Regions from separate parts of the Homo sapiens genome. Here region 2 is linked to region 1. Evidence: read pairs that join two places in POLR2A ChIA-PET (ENCODE). Cell type or tissue: GM12878. All regions are shown on one strand. Each heading gives the region's core, and the rest is flanking DNA. Links, peaks and the distances in the headings are about the cores only.

What was found. ChIA-PET counts read pairs that join two places held together with the same protein. Peaks named below come from ENCODE experiments on the same cell type or tissue, not always from the same donor. Only the 100,000 strongest peaks of a DNase experiment are listed, where the experiment ranks them.
Region 2: POLR2A ChIA-PET joins it to region 1 with 8 read pairs; 1 of 35 experiments calls an interaction of 5 or more read pairs at or near these places.

What each region holds. Positions count from the first base shown.
Region 1 is chr3:178,520,632-178,526,018 of GRCh38, forward strand. KCNMB2-AS1 (KCNMB2 antisense RNA 1) reads right to left here. Exons shown (of 6, transcript NR_126561.1): 6 at 4,836-5,387. Among named protein-coding and RNA genes, the nearest start is that of KCNMB2, 13 kb to the right of the region's middle. In GM12878, for the core only: no CTCF peak of the experiment used is centred there; no DNase peak of the experiment used is centred there; H3K27ac peaks cover 1,865 bases.
Region 2 is chr3:178,601,240-178,606,626 of GRCh38, forward strand. All of the region lies in intron 1 of KCNMB2 (potassium calcium-activated channel subfamily M regulatory beta subunit 2), which reads left to right. All of the region lies in intron 5 of KCNMB2-AS1 (KCNMB2 antisense RNA 1), which reads right to left. Among named protein-coding and RNA genes, the nearest start is that of KCNMB2, 67 kb to the left of the region's middle. RefSeq lists an enhancer at 2,826-2,905. In GM12878, for the core only: no CTCF peak of the experiment used is centred there; a DNase peak (open chromatin) is centred at 2,712; H3K27ac peaks cover 639 bases.

The DNA of each region.
Region 1 (5,387 bases), core at 124-5,123:
TGAAGCCAAGTGAATTCTGTGACCTTCTATCAAGGGAAGCAAGAGTGGGAAATTCCTTTGGAATTACTCAATAAAGCTCTTATACAGACAGCCTAATTTGGTCAAATGCCACCTGCATATATAAATATAATGAATCCTATATAGTTTTGGGAGAGAACTAAAGAGGCAGTCAGCATCCAGTTTTGAAAAAGGATGCTGCGATTATTCTACATGCTTTCCATTTCGTTGTAACCTGCCATATTTCCGTCTTTGAAGGATTACTAAAGCCTTGGTTATGCCCAGAAGAAAAATCACTTTTATTATCCTTTTTAGAGTGCTCTATATTCTTTATGTGACAAATAATTTTTTAAAACAGTATTTAAATGTACTAAATTAAATATATCATGTGACCTATATGTATACATTGAATATGTCAAAATGAGCAGAAGCAACTTTAGCAGCTTCGTTCTGCATATCGTTTTACATTTTATCAAATGCTCTCTTATTTGGTTCTCACTATAACCTTCTGAGGTGGGGATACATATTAGTATCCTTGTATTAGAAGTGGGAAAGGTGAATGTACATGACTTTCCAAGGTGACATTCAAAATTACTCCATGCAAAATTCAAAAACAGCAGCCATGATACTGAAATCCACATTTCCCAACTATAAATACAGTGCTCTTGCTTCCAAGCCAGGCTTCCAGAGAAATATCACCAAAGTGGCTGAGCGCAGTGGCTTACACCTGTAATCCAAGCACTTTGGGAGGCCGAGGCGGGTGGATCACGAGGTCAGGAGTTTGAGACCAGCCGGGCCAAGATGGTGAAACCCCGTCTCTACTAAAAATACAAAAATTACCTGGGCGTGGTGACACACACCTATAATCCTAGCTACTCCGGAGGCTGAGGCAGGAGAATCACTTGAACCCGGGAGGAGGAGGTTGCAGTGAGCCAAGATCATGCCATTGCACTCCGGCCTGGGCAACAAGAGTGAAACTCCGTCTTAAAAAAAAAAAAAAAAGAAATATCACCAAAGATTGCTTATTAGAATTTTCCCTAGCACTGGTCTTCTGCATTCTTTAAGAACTCACCAGCATGGATATAAAGAGTTCAAATGAAGGTGGTAGTTGGTCAGTCGGGCTACATGTCTCTACTGAGCACCTGTTAATTTCTAAGCAACTGCTAATAGTGTTAATAAATGAGACTATGGAAGTAAAGGACATATACAACCTAACCTCACCTCTAGACATACAAACAATTGTAATTAAATGTGGTATATTATAAAATACTGACATGAATAAAGGAAAAAATCACAGCTTATTCTGGGTGGGGTCAGGTAAGGCTTCCCTGAGAATATGGTACTTGAAATGAGTTTTGAAGTTGGAGGAGTGTGGCCTTAATTTCCATACGGTACATTTTACATGCCCAAATATATAGGACAACTGAGTATAAGTTATACCAATTATTAAAATTTTTGCAAGTTGACTGGAATTAGGAGAAAGCAATTAAATATAAGCTACTAATTGTGAAGCATATTAGCTATTCTTCATTCCCCTTGTAGAAGTAGCATCTGGAACAGACGTGTTAAGGAACGGTCAGCCAGACCCTCAACAATTTGATAACTAATGGCCAGACAAATGAAGGGGATGACAGAGTCATGTTTACAGGATAATGAGAAAATCTTTCACATCTGGGACATGTAACAATGGCAGATGGCAAAGGCTAGAGTGAGAGACAAAAAAAAAAATACCTACAGGAAGTGGCAAGTTCTAGCAGCTGCAGAATCAAGCTCACCTACTGAACTCTTTTGAGTTCATTCAAAAGAAATTTTCCCCTTGACAGCCTCGAAATCAGTAGTTAAAAACATGCATACTGCACAAGCAATGATTGTCAAGTGTTCACTGAATCATCAGCCAGCAAAACACCATAGCAAAACACTAGAGAATTTGTATAAAACACCACGTAAAAGGTGAAGACTTCTTCTGGATCACTGAACAGGGCTTCTGGAACATCTCCTCTGCCCCCATGCTCATCCCATTCTTTCAGGACACAATGGCAAGAACAAAGGAATGGGCAAGTAATCTAGCAGATACAGACACAAGTGGCAGTTCATGACGCAGAACACGAGTAAAATCCATTACTAGCACCATTTGTCAGGTGTGCATATGGGTCATAAAACAAAAGAACATAATTCATCCATCCACAAAGAGACAAGTTTTGTCATCATCATGAGTGGGCATCTCAGCAGGAAGTAACCACCATTGCTGTTACTAGGGGTAGTAAAAGCAAGGCAACAGAGGCTTTAGTGTTTGTGGATTGTTCATCTCTTTGTACATTGATTCAGTTAACTTTTATTACACATGTTCTATGTGTCAGGCACAGAGCTAGATACTGGGTATGCAAAGGGAAATGAACCTTATTTCTGTGCTGAAGCAGCATTTCTTATGAGCAATACATGGGCATCTATGGGAGGGCAGGAGTAGGTCTTAAAAATGAGACATACCCCAGATGAAAAAGAGAGGAGAAGCATGAGCAGTCATGGAAGGGAAAGAGGGCAGCATGAGCACAAGCAGAGAGGGAAGAAAACATCAAACATGGGCGCTAGACAAAGATCTCAATGGACAGTGACCTATGAGTAATACAGTGAAGAAAATGAAGCTCCAAAAGGAGGCAGGGCCATGCAAGAATGCCTTCACATGTCAGGAAGCTTGAACTTCTTAATAGACCAGTGCAGAACCAATCAAGAGTTTTGAGCTAAGCATCCCTAACTAATTTATTATTTTAATTGAAATTTCCTTAGAGTTTTACATTTAGAATATTTGCTGTTGGATTTTGGAAAACAGTCTTTATTATATTTAAATTGTCTTTCTTTGTTCTTTCTTTTATTTTACTTAATATGTTATTAGGACTGGATGTTGACTTTTATCAAATGCCTTTTAATGTCTTTTAACAAGATAATATGACTTTTCCCCTTGAATTTGTTGAAAGCTTATATTGATAGATTAATAGATGTTGCATTTCTTGAATAAATCCTAGTTTGACACAATATATTATTACTTTTTCCGAAGTAACTTTATTCTGGTTTGGTACTAAAGTTATTCTGACTTTATAAAAATCAAATTAAATGATTTACTCATTTTTTATGATCTGGATTAGAAATAGCTTTACAATTAACTATTCTTTAAAGTTTAGGTAAAATTTCAGCTGTGAACACATCTGATCTTTTATGTGATGACTGGTTTATTAGCATGTTTGTTATCTAAGTTTTCAAATGTTTTATTTTATTACAACTGTAATGTATATGTTTACAGTTATATCTTCCTTCTATATTTATATCTTCCTTCTAATTGATGTCATGTATTTTTGCTCATTGTGTTTTCTTTAATCATGCTCAGAGTATATCTATTTCATTAGTTTTTTTAAGGTTTTAGATTAATTTGTCTTTTCTTTCATTTCATTTTTTCCTATTCTATTAATTTCTACTTCTTTTTAAAAATTGCTTTTCTAATCTTTTCAGATGTATAGTACTAGCTTTACTTTCTCATCTTTCTTTTTTAATAGTACAGGCATTTGGAGTTGTATATTTTAGGAGTAGTAAGTTACAGAATAAAGAGTCTCCCTTTGTAGTTCTTAGATAAATAATAATTTCCATTTGACTTTCCCTTTCTACAATGGTAATTCAAGAGTGCTTTTTAAAATTTTATTTCTAAGAAATAACCTTTCTTTAGTCACCTCTCATTTTCCTCTGTCACAAATTATACTTGATAGAAGACCATGGCTCATGGCTCACACCCAACTTTTAAAAATTTGTAAGGTTTTCCTTTGTTAGTCAAGTACATAATTATCACCATTATTATTATTACTATGATTATTTTGTAATTGTGATTCTCTATTTGAAAGATGGAAGCTTTTTACAAATTCTTACCGATGTATGATACTCTTCAATTGCTTTATGATTTTACTAATTTTTTGCATATTTAATCTGTCCAATTCTTAGAGAGAGCTATCACTTCCTTAAATTAGTGTTACCTATTATAACTTTTTAAAAGTTCTCAAATTTTTAATTGTTTTTGCTTTATGTATTTAGCTAGTTGATGTTTTTTAATTGGTGGGTAAATATAGGTTTATGATTATCATTGCTTCAAGTAGTATCAGTTTTATCATTATATAATATTTTTTATCCTCTATAGTGCTTTTAAGTTTAAATATATCAGCTGCCACTAATATTATAACTTTCTATTAGCTTGCATTTGTATGATACCTCTTTTTTCACCTCTTTATCTTCAATCTTTGTTCACCTTTATCTTATTTTCTTTTAAATAGCATATACATGGGTTAAATTTGCTTTAACCCAATCTGACGTCTCAGTCTTTCAAAGGGAAAATTCTGCCTACAAATGATATAGTAACCATTGTACTTGATTTTATGTCTTCCTTTACACTTTATTTTAATTATTTATTTTATATTACTTCTTTTTTTTTTCTTTCCCTTATCTTTGCTGATCATGCTATTATCTATTGTGGTTTTTCTTTTTTTTTTTTTCTTGTTAATTTGGGACTTTTATGGTACTATTCCATCAATGATTATCTTTTCTCACACTATTTTTGAACATTAAATGCACATTTTCACACCAGAACACACTATACAACCAAGATGCTATATTTCTTCTCAATGTGCTCCCTCTCCTGTCCTCTGTAATATGAGATCTTAAATGCTTGGCCTTCTCCTCCTTTCCCCAGATAGGAATCCTTTGGAAGGATTTTTACTTATCCCCTCCCCTAGCCTGGCTCCTAGTTTTTGCTGAGTCAGCCTAGAACTCTTGTTCCAAGTTTTTAAAAATAATAATCTGAATTCCTCTTTCAGTAAGACTATTTATTCTACTTCAAGAGTCCTTACAGAGCACTGTTGCCACATGTTGCCAGCCAGCCTTTTCCTATCCAACGTTTGTGTATGTGTCTGTGAGTGTGAACGTGTGTACCAAGTGTCATTGATCGTCATGTATTCTTTTCATCAGCCTCCATCAGTTGTTTGATTCTTTCAACAAATCTTCCTTTAGTAAACAAGACCTATTGGAGTACTGCTCTTTTAAGACTATGATGAGAAAATTCAATAAATCTTGCTTACAACAGGTTTCCAGCTTTACCTCTTCTCAGAGAAAATAATATACTGTCTCTTTCTTAAACTTTTTCTTCTTCTGCCCCTGTAGCTCTTGTTTTTAGCTGTTCAGTTGTTTGGATTAAATCCTCAAGTCTCTTGTCTTTTTCTGATTCTTTACATTTTTGCTCTGTGCCTCAAAATGTATCTTGCACTTGATCTTCACCTCAACAGTGACCAGCTTCTTTGATATCTAATAAAAAGTTTAGTTGGAAGGTCATGTGTTTAGCTCTAAAAATTGTGTCCAGAACTTGA
Region 2 (5,387 bases), core at 324-5,323, 81 kb after region 1:
ATGCAGATGACAGGTTGATGGGTGCAGCAAACCACCATGGCACATGTATACCTATGCAATAAACCTGCACGCTCTGCACATGTACCCCAGAACTTAAGTATAATAAAAATAAATAAATAAATAAAAATTTTAAAAATGAAGGTGATTTTGTTAAGGTCTTTAGAACCTCCCCACAACTACCACTGGTCTTTTTAATGAATGTGGCCCCGTGAGGGGTTTTTCAGTTGTACGAAAATAACACAAACCTCTTTGGATAGCATAATCTTGAGGTCAGTGAATATCCCTGTCCACAGCTGACTCAGAAAGAACACTTCTACAAGAAGTATAGAAAAATTAAACATTGCATTACTTTCCTGGCCTTTCCTCAGGAGGGGCCCTCCTTTTGAGTCACAGGGTAAAGGAAGTGTACAGAAAAGTTCCTCATTCTATTTTACCTAGAGGCCTTGGTGGCTTCTCGGATATTCTTAAAGTTACACCACCGCCAATAAATTCTGCATTGTGCTTTGAAAAAGCAGATTACCTAAGATTTCCATGTTAGTACACAGGGTTTCTATCAGAAAGAGTTGAAAACTAACAGTGGCACTCTCAGGCAATTAGCTGGGGCCACAAAGGAACAAAGGCAACAGAAGAAAAGCCATTATGCAAATACCTGGCCAGGAATTGTCTGACCATTTTGAGGAGCCTTGGCAAAGAATTGGAAGAGAGCAGGTAAATTAAAGGGTTTTCTGCCAGACTGAATTATTAGATCTCTCTATAATTAATAACAGGCTTCTGCATGATTTTTCCTCAACAGGTTTATTGACTGCCTTGACATGATAGAGGAGAGAGGTATAAGAAGGATAGATCCAGGATAATACCCTAATATCACCACTCAGATGACTTAGCTGGTATGGCAGAGACCTGGAATATAGGGGAAAGTATGACTTTGGAGAATTAGAAGAGATTGCCAATCTAGGGTAACTATCTCGCCAATCTAGGGTAACTAACTATCTCCTATGCCTATAGAGCAGCATGAACCCAGAGGGATATAGGGCAGAAACCAGAATCATTCATCCCCCTCCCCACAAAAAAATATATATATCGATTTTTTTTGGTGATTTACCTACTATATGCCTGAATAATTCTGATTTAGTTAATAGCTTCAGTGAAATAAAGCTTTAGGAAATAGAATAAACACGGTCCAAATCCTCAGAGAGTTCCTAGAAAATGTGACAGACAAGGAATCAGCAATTACAATAAAGGGGGTCAATAAAAAAATAGCCATTACTGCAGAGTCCTGTGGGACACTTAGGACAAGCCCTACTACAGCTCTGGGTACTGGGAGGTTCGGGGGTGGGGGGGAGGAGTGATATGTAAGCAAAGCCAGAGGGACAAGGAGGAGCCAGCCAGGTGGAAAGGAAGAATGGGAGCAGCAGCAGGTACGAGGGTCCTGCAGCTGGAGAGAGGAGGCAGGGTGAGTAAAGGACTGTAGCTTAGTAGGACAAGTATGAAGTGAGTGGGTTGACGTTGGTGAGGTTCTCATATTTTACAAACACCAAAGCCATCGGGAGGGTAGGACAGACAGCTGAGCCTACCCCCAGCGTTTCTGATGTTATAGTGCTGGTGAATTTGCAATTTGAACAAGTTCCCAGATGACACAGATGCAGCTGGTCTGGGGACCACATACTGAGAACCACTAATGTAGAGAATATATTGGAGTTAGAGATTGGACGGGGTGGGAAGCACATCTTCCAAAACAGGTGGCCATTATAGTAAGAGATAGTGACAGCCTGGATGAGTAACGTGGGAGAGGTGATGGACTGTGATCAAGGTGTAGAACTGAGAGTTCTCAGTGACTAATTGGATATGGCAGGTGATGAGGTCTTTGAAGTGTGTAGTCAGAAGGATTATGTTACTCCCTGGGGCAGGGAAAAAATGAGGAAGAGATGGGACAGAAAAATGGCATTTGGGTCCTGAGGGTGGTGCTTATAAGTCTCATAAGTAGAATGTAATAATCAAGTGTAAGTTATTTCAAATGTATATATCAGATTTACACAAAGCAGGTAGTTAAATATATGTTATTAAGGAGCTAAAAGAAATAGAAAAATGGACAGAGACACAGGTCAGGGATCTGGGAAGGTATGGAGATAGAGATTAAAGCTGTAGAAATAGCCCAGAGAGAACATGTAGATAAAAAGAGAAGCCCTAGAACAAATTTTTGAAAAAAGAAATGGGTCATTTGAGAAATGGGCAAAGGAAGGAAGGAAGAAATGGGCAAAGGAAGGAAAAAAGGAAGACCCAAAAGGTCAGGAGAGGCAATCAGAAGTGCTCAAGAAATGAACAGAATAGAAGAGAACATTTCCAGGAGGAGATGATGCTCTACAACTGCAGAGAGGACCAACAAGAGAGGGTCACAGACATCCATTGTCTTCAGGAACATGGGAGAGTTGAGACCATAGGGAGAGCATGTTAGTTGAATGATAAGCAGGGTAACCAGATGCAGTACTGACGTGATGATACTGTATTCTAGGCAGTGGAGGGTCTGTTGGGAATTGGAAATTCTACTGCTTATTCTCAAGTTTAAGCACCTTCATTCTGTGTTCAGGGACATTTGAAAATTTCATGTCTAGGGGAAAGCAACCATGAAGGCTGGTAAGTGAAACTGACATTGCACATATACTGGTCTAAAAGGAAGAGTATCAGTGACACAGTTCAAAGCCCTGGAGCAAGAGTTCTCACACTGAGGAGACACAGAACCACCCCAAGGCAACTGTGGCAGCCGTTTCCCAGAGACACAGCAGGCTACCCCAACATGGCTCTGCTCACCTCTTTCTCTAAAGGGCATCCTGTTTCTGATCTTAGTCTTTCATCACCTCATACTCAGTGTGTCCTCATTCCCTGCCCACCTCCCCCCAGTACTCTCACCCCTTTGGAACAAAGCAGATGGGAATGCTGTTCCTTGCTAAATAAGCACTGTTTGCAGGTGAGAAAGGAAATTAAACCACAGAACTGACATGCAACTGGAGTGGAGTGAGTTATATGAAGTCCTGATGGACAAAGTCAGATATGATCAAGAGAAATTACAAAATTAATTCCAAAATATGGAAAATAATGCTACAAACAAAGTTTCACAGAGTAAAATTCAATACAAAAAACATGCTGAAAGAAGCAATTGAAGTGGTTTAAAAAAAAAAAAAAGCACACAGTGTAACCCAGAACCATGAATATTTTATAGCATGCAGCCAACAGCATTTCAAAATGTCTGAAATCCACATCATTTTCTCCTCATAACCTAAAATTACCCTATGGTTTTAGTGCAAACATTCAAGTCTGATTTTAAATGGTTTATGAATATTTTTAAATGAACTAAAGAAATATAAATGGAATTTACAAGTTTGGAATTACAAGATTTGGTTTTTAAAATTATGAAAATCCAGAAAAATCTCATTTTCACCAATACCTGCTAGCACTTCCCTTGCCAAATCATTCATCTGATTTATTAGTGACTAATGATACTCATTCTGAAGTTACTTGCCTTGTATGAGAAAGCATAGAATCTGGTCCTGCTGCTGGCTAACTTATTTGACACAAAGTAAATCATTTAAATCAATCAGTTTCCCAGTAAGTAAAATTATTCAATTTGATTAGGCAATCTGTAAGTTCCTGGCTAGCCTAAGAATTCTGAAAACATGACACATTATACTCATAACTGTGATATAATAGCTTATGACCAACAGAATCATAAAACTGATGAAAGCTTAGACAATATTCAATTTGCCCCATTTGTTTTACTGATCTATAAAAAGAAGTCCCCAAAGATTTATGTCTGGCCTAAGGTCAAGTAGTTTTTTTAGGACCTGCTACAGACTGAATGTTTGTGTTCCCCTAAAATTCATATTTTGAAATATTATGGTATTAGGAAGCAAGACCTTTGGTTGGTGATTAGGTTGTGAGGACCAAGACCTCATGAATGGGATTAAAGCCCTTATAAAAGAGCTCTGAAGAGCTCTCTCACCCTCTTTCATCACATGAGGACACAACCAGAAGATGACCAGACACTAAATCTATCAGTGCTTTGATCTAGGACTTCCCAGCCTCTAAAGCTGTGGAGAAATAAATTTCTGTTGTTTATAAAAGCTACTTAGTCTGTGGAATTCTCTTATAGCAGCCCAAACTGACTAAGACAGAAAATTGGTCCCAAGAAGTGAACGTGCTGCTGTAACAAATACCTTAAAACGTATCTTAAAACAGGATAAAGGGTGGAGGCTGAAAGAGTTTGTATGTACATGCTAGGAAAAGTTTGCATTTCCATGAATAGACCTTTAAAGGTGATTCTGGTACAGGCTCAGAAAGAAAAGCAGCATAGAAAGCCTCAGTCTTCCTATGGAATAGCTAAGTATCATGAACAGAATATTGGTAGACATATAAACAGCAAAAGTCAGACAGAAATGAGGAATATTTTATTGGAAACTGGAGGAAAGGTGATCTTTTTTATAAAGTGGCAAATAATTTGGCTGAATAGTGTTTATGTTCTAGTGCTTTGTGGAAGATAGAACTTGCAAGCTTTGATATTTAGCTGAAATAATTCCCAAGCAAAGTGTTAAAAGTACAGCTTGGTGCCCCCTGGCTTCTTACAGTAAAATCTAAGAGGGAAAATGACATAACAATAGAATTGTTAGGCAAAAAGGATCTAAACTTAAAGATTTGGAAAATTTGCAGCCATCCATATTGCAAAAATTGAGAAAAAATGTTTGGAACACTAAGGGTGTGGCCTAGTGACCATTTGATAAGATTTGTGTGGGCATAAACTGTAGATTTAATCAGCCACCCCAGAAGGAATACCACCAGTTTGAACTGAAGGGGAAGGAGATAGGAAGGAATGAAGGGAGGCTGTCAGACTTCTTACGTCTTATAGGACAGGACCAATCTTATAGATACGTTTTATAGTATAGGACCTATTCAGCTGCAAATGTGCACTATTGAAGACAAGGGAAGAAGAACCCCAAAAGCAATTCAAATATCATCAGAGATGCCTCTTCAGTTACAAAAAGTGGAGCCATTGCCTGAGTTTCAACTGGTTAGACAGGTTCTGCCCAAAGCTGTGGGTCCATAGAGAGGTACCTCCCCAACTAGTGGACCTAGAGGGCAGAGCCACAAGCCAAAGAGGATTATTCTGCAGCTGTAAGACCTCATGAAGTTTCCCTTGTAGCCTGGACTTATTTTGAATGTGTTATGCCTTTCTTCTTTCCTATTTCTTTTTTTTTTTTTTTTGTGGAAATTTCTTTCCTTTGTCTGAGCCATCTTTGAATTTTGGAAGTACATAATTTGTTTGGTTTCACAAGCTCACAGCTGGAGAGCAATTTGTCTCTGGATGAATCATACCTTGAGTCTCACCCATCTCTGGGGCT